3 separate regions of the Homo sapiens genome follow, and all the other regions are linked to region 3. A link is a contact called in ENCODE Hi-C or POLR2A ChIA-PET data. All regions are on one chromosome and are shown on one strand. The core of a region is the stretch at or near the end of the contact, and the rest is flanking DNA. Distances in the headings are between cores, read along the strand shown.

The links. A loop is a pair of places that touch in the nucleus more often than their neighbours do. ChIA-PET counts read pairs that join two places held with the same protein, here RNA polymerase II (POLR2A). Pooled maps may share reads with other maps.
Region 1: a pooled map shows a loop between it and region 3 (5-fold over the local background). The contact joins two enhancer-like sites. A Hi-C loop is called at or near these places in 5 of 37 single-sample maps with no recorded cell type and 3 of 50 pooled maps.
Region 2: a pooled map shows a loop between it and region 3 (5-fold over the local background). The contact joins two enhancer-like sites. A Hi-C loop is called at or near these places in 4 of 37 single-sample maps with no recorded cell type and 3 of 50 pooled maps. POLR2A ChIA-PET finds 5 or more read pairs at or near these places in 1 of 52 experiments (activated B cell).

Annotation. Positions count from the first base shown.
Region 1 is chr17:62,097,465-62,100,838 of GRCh38, forward strand. No RefSeq gene overlaps it. Among named protein-coding and RNA genes, the nearest start is that of MED13, 34 kb to the left of the region's middle. Within about 2 kb of position 1,332, at least 2 of the 41 ENCODE cell types and tissues checked have a DNase peak (open chromatin) inside an H3K27ac peak, as active enhancers do.
Region 2 is chr17:62,723,570-62,726,627 of GRCh38, forward strand. It overlaps MARCHF10 (membrane associated ring-CH-type finger 10), which reads right to left. Exons shown (of 11, transcript NM_152598.4): 7 at 1,369-1,535. The region is part of intron 2 of MARCHF10-AS1 (MARCHF10 antisense RNA 1); the gene reads left to right. Among named protein-coding and RNA genes, the nearest start is that of MARCHF10-AS1, 19 kb to the left of the region's middle. RefSeq lists an enhancer at 1,360-1,439. Within about 2 kb of position 1,307, at least 8 of the 41 ENCODE cell types and tissues checked have a DNase peak (open chromatin) inside an H3K27ac peak, as active enhancers do.
Region 3 is chr17:62,452,621-62,455,703 of GRCh38, forward strand. METTL2A (methyltransferase 2A, tRNA N3-cytidine) reads left to right here. Exons shown (of 9, transcript NM_181725.4): 9 at 1-765. Among named protein-coding and RNA genes, the nearest start is that of TLK2, 25 kb to the right of the region's middle. Within about 2 kb of position 1,496, at least 3 of the 41 ENCODE cell types and tissues checked have a DNase peak (open chromatin) inside an H3K27ac peak, as active enhancers do.

The sequences.
Region 1 (3,374 bases), core at 82-2,581, 360 kb before region 3:
TGCCTATAATCCCAGCACTTTGGGAGGCCAAGGCAGAAAGATCACTTGAGGGAAGTTTGGGCAGTATAGCAAGACCCCATCTCTACAAAAAATTAAAGAATTAACCAGGTGTGGTGGTGTGCACCTGTAGTCCCAGCTACTCAGGAGGCTGAGGTGGGAGGATTGCTTGAGCCTAGGAGTTCGAGGCTGCGGTGAGCCATGATTGCACCACTGCACTCCAGCCTGGACAACAGAATGGGACTCCATCTCAAAAAAAAAAAAAAATCAAAATGCAGATCTTTATTACAGCAAAACATACCTCCAAAACTGCAGATCTTCTGTCTCTCCCCTCACTCAGCCTCACCTTGTTCCACTATCTAGCATTCTGTTTCCAACCATACAGGTCTTTTTGTTTCAATCCCTCAAGCCACACTCAATTCTGTCTCAGAGTTTTGCTCATGTTGTTTTTTTCTTCATGAAATGTCCCATTCTACCTCCCGGCCCCAACTCCAGGTCTTATCACAGCTGCCTCCTTCCTAAACTGTGAGCTCCTCACTGGCAAAGCTGTGTTATTGTACCCATGGTACCCAGCACCTAGTGGATGTGTAATAAATGTTTGCTGAATAATATTAATAATTAAATTATTAGATGAAGAGAACAACAGCACAGAGTTTCACTTGATTGTGAGGAGCTTGGGAAGGGTACTGAAAGTTTGCAATGACGGCTAGGGGATGAAAGGGAAGGAAATGCTGATAGGAAAAATGCCTATTCAATAGGCTGAGAACACAGCTAAAAATCTGTAGAGGCGGCCAGGCACATTGCTCAGGCCTGTAGTCTCAGCACTTTGGGAAGCCAAGGGGAAAGGATTGCTTGATCCCAGGAGTTTGAGACCAGCCTGGACAACATGACAAGACTCTGTCTCTATAAAAAGAAAAAAGAAAAAAATTTAATTAGCTATGCATGGTGGTGTGCCCCTGTAATCCCAGCTACTTGGGAAGCTGAGGCAGAAGGATGCTTGAGTCCATGAGTTTGAGGCTACAGTGAGCCATGATCATGCCACTGCACCCCAGCATGGGTAAAAGAGTAAAAGTCTGTCTCAAAAAAGAAAAGAAAATTTGTAGAGGCCTCAACCCATCAGATGGTGTCAGGGGAGAGCGCTGGATGAATAGTTACAGTGATAAAGAGTTTAAGATTTGCAGGGTGGAACTGTTCTGGTAGTGACAAAGTACAGGGTGTGGCCATAGGAGTCCACTGAAGAGAACTGGAAGTGAAGACGCTGAGTATGAAAGGTCAGGAAACTAAGAAGCTGGGTCATTGAGTGGGTGGCCTACAAAGTCAGCAAAATCTCCCTTCCGCCCAGGAAGAAGAAGTGAGACAGGTATTTAAGAAATATGGCTGATGGATGACAGAGATGAAAGGAGAGAAGATGACAAGTTGGATGTCATGGACTTCATTGGGGCAGAGGTTTTTCATAGGGAAGAAATTGTTAGAAGGGTCTTAGGGAACTGGAAGAATGTTGTTGCTAATGCCTCCCTGTATTGGGGGCATGAAAGAATAAATAGCTTCTACTCGAAAGAAGTACAGGGGAAGTGGTAACCTCAGGGGAAAGCCAGGTTTCAGTTCAGACTAGAAGGTGAGGGAGTTTGCAAGGTGTCTGGTTGCACATAACAGAAATCAGCTCCAGCTATCTGTGGCCAGTAGTGAGTGACGGGTTGAGGGAGTTGGGTATCTTGGACAGTTGCACAAGATGGTAGCCACAGGCCTATCATTATGGGTGAGAAGATGCTATGATGGTCTTGATGAGCTGGGAAGACACTCCAAAAAGGTGTCCACTTTAGATAGTTCTGTGAAGAAGTTAAGGAAGTAGGAGAATTCACCAACAGACAGGGGTTCCATAGGACACAAATATTAATGGAATGTCTGGGGAAGTAGAGAGAAACAGAAGTACAGAGAAATATGGGGATTAGAATGGTCTGTGGGTTCCAAGTGGTGGTATCAGGAAGGTGGTATCTAGAATGGTAGGTACAGGAGGACCTACAAGCACATGGTGACATTTGTCGTGTCTGTCTAGCCCCTATTCTATTCCAAATATCTGTCTGCTCCCTAATTCGTCTTCATCCATTGAATTAGAGTTTCTTTCCTTTGTGTGTGTGTGGGTGTGGGTGGGTGGGGGGACAGAGTCTTGCCCTGTTGCCCAGGCTGGAGTGCAGTGATGCAATCATAGCTCAGTGCAGCCTTGAACTCCTGAGCTCAAGCAATCCTCCCACCTCACACTCCTGAGTAGCTGGATATACAGGGGCACCACCACACATGACTAATTTTTTTAAAAAATTTTGTAGAGATGGGAGTCTCACTGTGTTGTCCAGGCTGGTCTGGATCTCCTGGCTTCAAGCAACCTTCCCACCTTGGCTTCCCAAAGTATTGGGATTACAGGCATGAGCCCGGCTGAATTTGAATTTCTGACTTTCTTTGCCTCATCCCCTTTCTTTGCCCCAGAACATCTCTTAGAGCTTCACTGTGCCACCACGACTTCTGCTACCTCCTTAAGAAGCTGCACCCTGGATTATTTCTTAAACACCCACTGTGCGGGTTGGATGCTGACCCAGCCTGCTCTACTGAGCCCTGTGAAGCCCCCACCATCTTCTAACTTACCATATTATATTGTAATATTTTTGTGTCTCTCTTGTGTTCTAATCTATGAGTTTCTTCAAGAGCAGACATTATTTCTTGTTCTTATTTACAGTCCTCCCCTGTAATGTCTAGCACATTGCTTGTGACCCAGGCAGGGATGGACTTGTCGAATGACTGACTGAATGACTGAGTGAGTGAATGGACTTTGATCTCTTATTGTCCTGTTCCTGTAGTCTAGAAATGTTAGACTCAGAGGTACCCTCTCTGGCAAGACTTTCCCTTTCTTGCCCACCCTTTTATCTGATTTCCTGGTTTTGATTTCATGCTTGCCAGACATAGACCATTTGCTGGGCTAAAGAAACCCAGCTTGAGAGATACCCTGTCCCAATTCTTCCTGGCCTGCTCCTCCCAGGATCCTCCTAGAATATGGGTCTGAGACATATTGAATGTTTTCTCTACTTCCTAAAATGACATCTCTATAATATAGGCTGAGTCCCCATCCCTGAACACTTGGGTTAGGGCCAGGATCACCTGGTCCATATTCCCCAGACTGTCTTTTCCCACCTTCAACACATCTACCATCCTAGCAGAAGGGAAGCCCAGGTTTAGTGAACAGAGTGGCTGAGAAGTTACATGGCCATGATAATGCCTGATTTCAGGAAAGGGATTACTTCTGGAATAGCAGGGAGATGACATGAGAGCAGGCACAGGCTACGGGAGCTTCAACTGTACGGGTGATATTTTATTTCTAAGATGGGTACATA
Region 2 (3,058 bases), core at 57-2,556, 270 kb after region 3:
TTTTTTTTTAGCGTCATTCAGTAACGCTTTAGGCTACCAAATGTCCCATGAGTCTTCCGATCGAATCCTACTGAACACACCCATACAAGCGTTGACATTTATGAGCATAGCAGCATTTTCATGACATGTTTCACAGGTAACTTTTTCTGTGTTAGATGTTTAATTGGCCCAAATTTCTAGGAAGATAAAGGATTGCATGGCAGAGTCGTTAGCAACCAAAATCTACTCGTTTTCTTCCCTCTCTGAAGGACTGAATATTTTGCTCGTTATATGGATATGCGTTTAAGCATCTTGATCAGTGGACTTATATTTCTTATGCTAGGGAAGTTGCATAAAACGGGCTCCATGGATGACACAGTAATATGATTACCCCACGTGTTCATTCTCTGATTCCATGGTGTGCTGTCCTTGGTGAGGGGGCGTGGCAACACCTCATGGGGACAGGGTAAAGCTCTAAGTCTCCCTGCAGCCTGGATAGTGACGGCTAAGGAGAAGGATATGGAAGACGGGGAGAAATAGGATCTGGCTGTGGGGGGATATGTTTTCAGAGATGTGTGTCTGAAAGAAGCCGCAGCTATTTTCTGATCAAGTTGCTCTTTGCACTGATGTTCCATGCATTTTTTTTTTTTTTTTGCTTAAAGTTGATCTCATTCCTAAAGCCATGCTTTAAAGAAACCTTCTGTTCTCTGCCCAGAAAACTACAGCCGACCTACCGATGTGGTTGTATTTAGGTTATAACCTGCTCAGGGAGTTGAGAAGGTGCCGCACACCCAGTTATAAGATGCTAGGGAGCTGACAAAATCAGCACATGGAAATTTCTTTATCTAATATGGTTCTAGACAATCAGATCAGCACTCTTATCCCTATTGCTAAAAGGCAGCTTTGTTTAGTTTCTTAGGTGACCCCCAAATAAAAGGAAGTAGGATGTGTGTGCTGGGGGTCTCTCATGAGGGACCTTCTGAAGTATTTTGCTGGGTGTCTGCTAGCTGGGCACGGCTACTGTGTGTCTGCTGAGCTTCCACCGCTGACCCACTTCTATTTCCTTCCTCCTGAGAGGCGATCTTAGCATCTCTGCTCAGGCCTCAAGCAGAGGTAGAATTCAATAGCATTTGTTCCCAGGAGTCTTCTCTCAGATAAAAGCAAAAAACAAAAAACAAACCAAAACAAAAACAAACAAAAAACCCCCAACTCCCTCCCATAGTTTAAAGACAGCTTTTATGAGCAAGGATCTGGAGCTCAGCCACGTGTCCCTGAGTCGCTGTTCTGCGGAGGAGAGTGAGCTGATGACAAGGCTCCGGGGCCCACACCGTGGTGCCTCATGTTAATTACATGTCGTGGCACGTTCACTGCACTTCCTTCCCCACCTACCTGATGTTATTTTCACTTTCAGCCACTTTTTCAGGCACTCTTGATGAACAAACTGCAGGCTTCCCACACAGCCGCAAGGCTCCAGGAGGGGGTTGCTTGGGGAACCCCCGGCTATCTGACAGATGCGACACAAGTCTCCCTCCTCCTCGGAGTCCTCCTCCAGGAGACTAAATGTGAAAACAAGCCCTCGTGACCAGGAGGCTACACGTTTGCAGTTTCTACAAATACCAGTTCCCAGAGCATTGACAGAGAAGGAAGAGGGCTCCTGGTACTCACCCGCTGCCCCCTCTGACCCTAGTGAGATGATTTTTGATAACACAGGCACAAATTCTCTCTTTTTTTTTGAAACAGAGTCTCACTCCGTTGCCCAGGCCGGAGTGCAGTGGCACAATATTGGCCCACTGCAGCCTCAACCTCCTCAGGCTCTGGTGATCCTCCCACTTCAGCCTCCCAAGTAGCTGGATTACAGGTGCATGCCACCACACCTGGCTATTTTAAAAATTATTTTGTAGAGATGGAGTCTCACGATGTTGCCCAGACTGGTCTTGAACTCCTGGGCTGAAGCGATCCACATGCCTTGGCCTCCCAAAGTGCTGGGATTACAGGTGTGAGCCCCTGGGCCTGGCTGAGGCACAAATTCTTGTAACAGGCTTCTTTGCAATTGTCAATACGTGTGAGCTGACATGGAGGACCAGCACTGCCACCATAAATCAAGAGGTAAAGGGAAATGGCTACAGAATCATTTTCAAACTGGAGTCAAGGCCAGGAGCCCCTCTCCCTGCCAGGAAGTTGGTGGGGGTGGCATACTGGTGAGTGCATGGGATTCGTGGTCAGGGGGCCTGGGTTTGAGGCCAGCCTCTGAAACTTGTGAGTTGTGTGACTTTGGATAAGTTCCTTAATCTTCCCAAGACCCTGTTTCCTCATCTGTACAATGAGGGTCATGGTGATAACACCACTGCCACCTACTTCCTAGGGCTGTGGCCAGGCTGGCTACGTGTGACAATGAGGAACCTGTTCTGCAAACTGTAAAGTACATCTAGTGTCTGGCAAGGTGTTGTGCACAGAGTTCACTTAATAGATGTTGGTTTAGGTGGATGATGAACCAATAAACCTGGACACAATCTCCCGAATAACACCACACATGCCAACAAATGACATCAGCATTCCAGAATGTAAGCGGCTGGAATCTGATGAAGATAAGAACTAACGAAAATGTAAGTAAAGATATTTGTGTCTAATAAATGGTGAGTGAAGAATAGCTGGTCGATGTTCATGTTGGGAGGTTTTAAGAAGCCTAAGGCTATTTTCTTTTCTTTAGAGTCCTCACGGGACTGGGGGCCATCTGGTCAAGGAAAGGAAACTGGCTAGAGACTAAAATCAAAAGAGGAAGAAATGGACATTGCTCTGGATGGAGAAATATATGCTCAATTTCTTGAAAGACTTTTTTCCCCATGAAAGGGCAGCTCAGTGTAAAGAAGCAGAATTACAGTTTTCCATTATGGACATTCTCAATAACTTAAAGACATTTTCAACATTCAGACTTCAATACATTTCAACATAATTTCCATATTTTCGTAAGTAATCAGGAAGAACATGTGTACATGGGAGTGAGTGCTCCAACTGGTGAAGATAAACTAGAGAGAGATCTTGCAAGTTTGAGAAGGTAGGCAGAAAAGTGGTAGAAGATTAT
Region 3 (3,083 bases), core at 246-2,745:
GGGTTATTTGTTGTTGTTTTTGAGACAGGCTCACCCAGGCTGGAATGCAGCAGCACGATCACTGCTCACTGCAGCCTCGACCTCCCAGGCTCAGGTGATTCTCCCACCCCAGCCTCCCAAGTAGATGGGACTACAGGCATGTGCCACCAAGCCTAATTTTTGTATTTTTTGTAGAGACAGGGTTTCATCATGTGTCCCAGGCTGGTCTTGAACTCCTGAGCTCAAGCAATCCTCCCACCTCGGCCTCCCAAAGTGCTGGGATGAGCCACTGCGACTGGCCCCACTTAATGGGTTTTCAGAGGTGGGAGCAAAGAATGAAGGGAGGAAGAGAGCTCCCATCTTTTCCATTACTGTATTTACTTAAAACTGGAAAAAACTGAATCACTGGGATGGTATTTCATTTATCTTTTGAAATGAAGAATAGATACATTAATTTAAATGATTCTCTAAAGACTGTCCTTCAGCATCCCTAAAGCATTTCAACACTATAGGCACAGTTTTTATTTTATCTTTCTGGCACCTGGTTTGGGCTTTGGGCTTAGATTAAAAAGACGAGCCTTCTCCTGCCCCTGCTCCCTTTTATTCTCTGCCATCTGCTAAGCTCGACTTTTTATCTCTCAGGCCAAATTTGACTCTGCAAGGGACTTTGCATAACGTTTCATCCTCAGAATCGCTAATGATGGGCAGAGGACTGTTACATTTGTTGGGAGGGATTAAAGTATATGACCTCAGTGCCACTTAAAAAATAAATACTGTCTCAACTATGAGTCTGGCTCTGAATGGTATCTCTTAATATGCTTAATGCAAGAATGGTGGGTCGGGCGTGGTGGCTCATGCTTGTAATCCCAGCACTTTGGGAGGCCGTGGCTGGCGGATCACCTGAGGTCAGGAGTTTGAGACCAGCCTGGCCAACATGGCAGAACCCATCTCTACTAAAAATAAAAAATAAAAAAATTTAGCCAGGCATGGTGGTGGGAGCCTGTAATCCCAGCTACTGGGGAGGCTGAGGCAGGAGAATTGCTTGAACCCAGGAGGCGGAGATTGCAGTGAGCAGAGATTGCACACCAGCCTGGGTGACAGAGCAAGACTCCATCTCAAAAAAAAAAAAAAAAAGAAAGGTGCTATGCGGGGCTGGAAGGTGGCTCCAGGTGTGAAGCTGCTCAGGAAGTTGTGTGGTTTCAGTGTGAATCTAACAGAAGTGTTTCTGAAACTGATTTACCTTTCTAAGTCGTGTTAATTAGGGTGAGAGATAAATTCAATGTTGTTTGAAAAATGAGAGACAGTTTGAGACAGATGCACTGGAGCTATTGGAGTGAAACCATGTTCCTGAGGGCAGCGATCACCCTGAAAGTGGGTTTTGCACTGTGAAAGGGATTCATCTCCTGGTCTTGCAGGATTCATGCAGAGCCTGGCCTCTGTTAATGCTATCAAACCTATGTACAATGGGTCAGCCACCTCTTTTCATATAAGTTCATATTCTCTTGGGCTCTGGTAGGAAAATTAGGACTTGGAAACTTAGTGAGAAAGGGAAAATCTAACGTGCTAAGACATCCTACTTGGATGTAATTGATTCCTATCTTTGCTTAAAGACATACTTTAGTAGGAGTAAGGAGTTCTCTCTGTGGCTTAAAAGATGAGCTCAGGACAAGCAGTTTCTTTCAGTCTGTTCACAAAGGCCTGTTCTTTGGTTTGTGGCTGCAGCTGCTATTTTCAGAGCCTGGCTGCGTTGATGCGTTGCAGATTTGTGTGTGCTTCCTACTTTGGTCTACAGGTTGTGATTTGGGAACCCTGGTTAAGAGGTAGAAGAAGTGCTCATGGTGAATTTCCCAGGTGAAAACACTGAAACATTGCATCATGACTGCCTCATTTTATTTAAATAAGTGTCTTGGCTCAAGGTTGGACATTGTCTCTGTAGCCAGTGAAACACACTCCATGACCAGGTTTCAGGACAAATCACCACAGTCCGATTTAATACCCCACTGGGGACCCTGAGACATGGTAGCCTTGACTCCAGCCTCAAGCTTGGCATCTTTACCCACAGATGAGCCTCACACTGCCTTCATTCATTCATTCTCTACTTCCATTCTCTGAATTTGGATTTTGCCATTAAAATTTAATGTTATAGCCAGGTGTGGTGGCTCACACCTGTAATCCCAGCACTTTGGGAGGCCAAGATGGGAGGATCGCTTGAGTCCAGGAGTTCAAGACCAGCCTGGGTAACATAGCAGCATCCTGTTCATACAAAAAAATAAAAAATTAGCCAGGCGTGGCGGTGCCTGCGTGTAGTCCTAGCTACTCAGGTGGCTGAGGTGAGAGGATCGCTTGAGCCCAGAAGTTCAAGGCTTCAGTGAGCTGTGATCACACCACTGCTGGGTGACACAGCAAGACTCCGTCTCAAAAAAGAAAAGAAAAGAGAGAGAGATAGAAAGGAAAGAAGGAAGGAGAGAGGGAGAGAGAACGAAGGAAAGGTAAGAAAGAAAAAGAAAAGTAGCCGGGTGTGGTGACCCATGCCTGTAATCCCAGCTACCGGGGGAGCCGAGGCAGGAGAATAGCTTGAACCCAGGAGGCTGAGGTTTCAGTGAGCCGAGATCACGCCACTGCACTTCAGCCTGGGTGACAGAGTGAGACTCCTTCAAAAAAAAAAAAAAAAAAAAAAAGAGAGAGAGAAAGGGAAGAAGGAAAGAAGGGAGGGAGGGAGGAACATTTATCAGCAGTGGCACGCTTGAGAAACCCTCTAAGGGTGAGCAGAATGGCGAGGGCCCTGAAGAGCCCTGCTACTGACAAGCCCCCGTCACCCTCTTCAGCCTTGCTTCTCATTACCCCTCAATATTTTGTGGACGATTAAGGCCAACATTCAATCGAGCTCATTAAATTATGAGTTTCTGACAGGGTGCAGTGGCTCATGCCTGTAATCCCTTTGGAGGCCAAGACAGGTGGATCCCTTGAGGTCAGGAATTCAAGACCAGCCTGGCCAACATGGTGAAACCCTGTCTCTACTGAAAATTACCCAGGCATGGTGGTGAGTGCCTGTAATCCCAGCTACTTGGGAAGCTGGGGCAAGAGAATCACTTGAACCCGGGAGG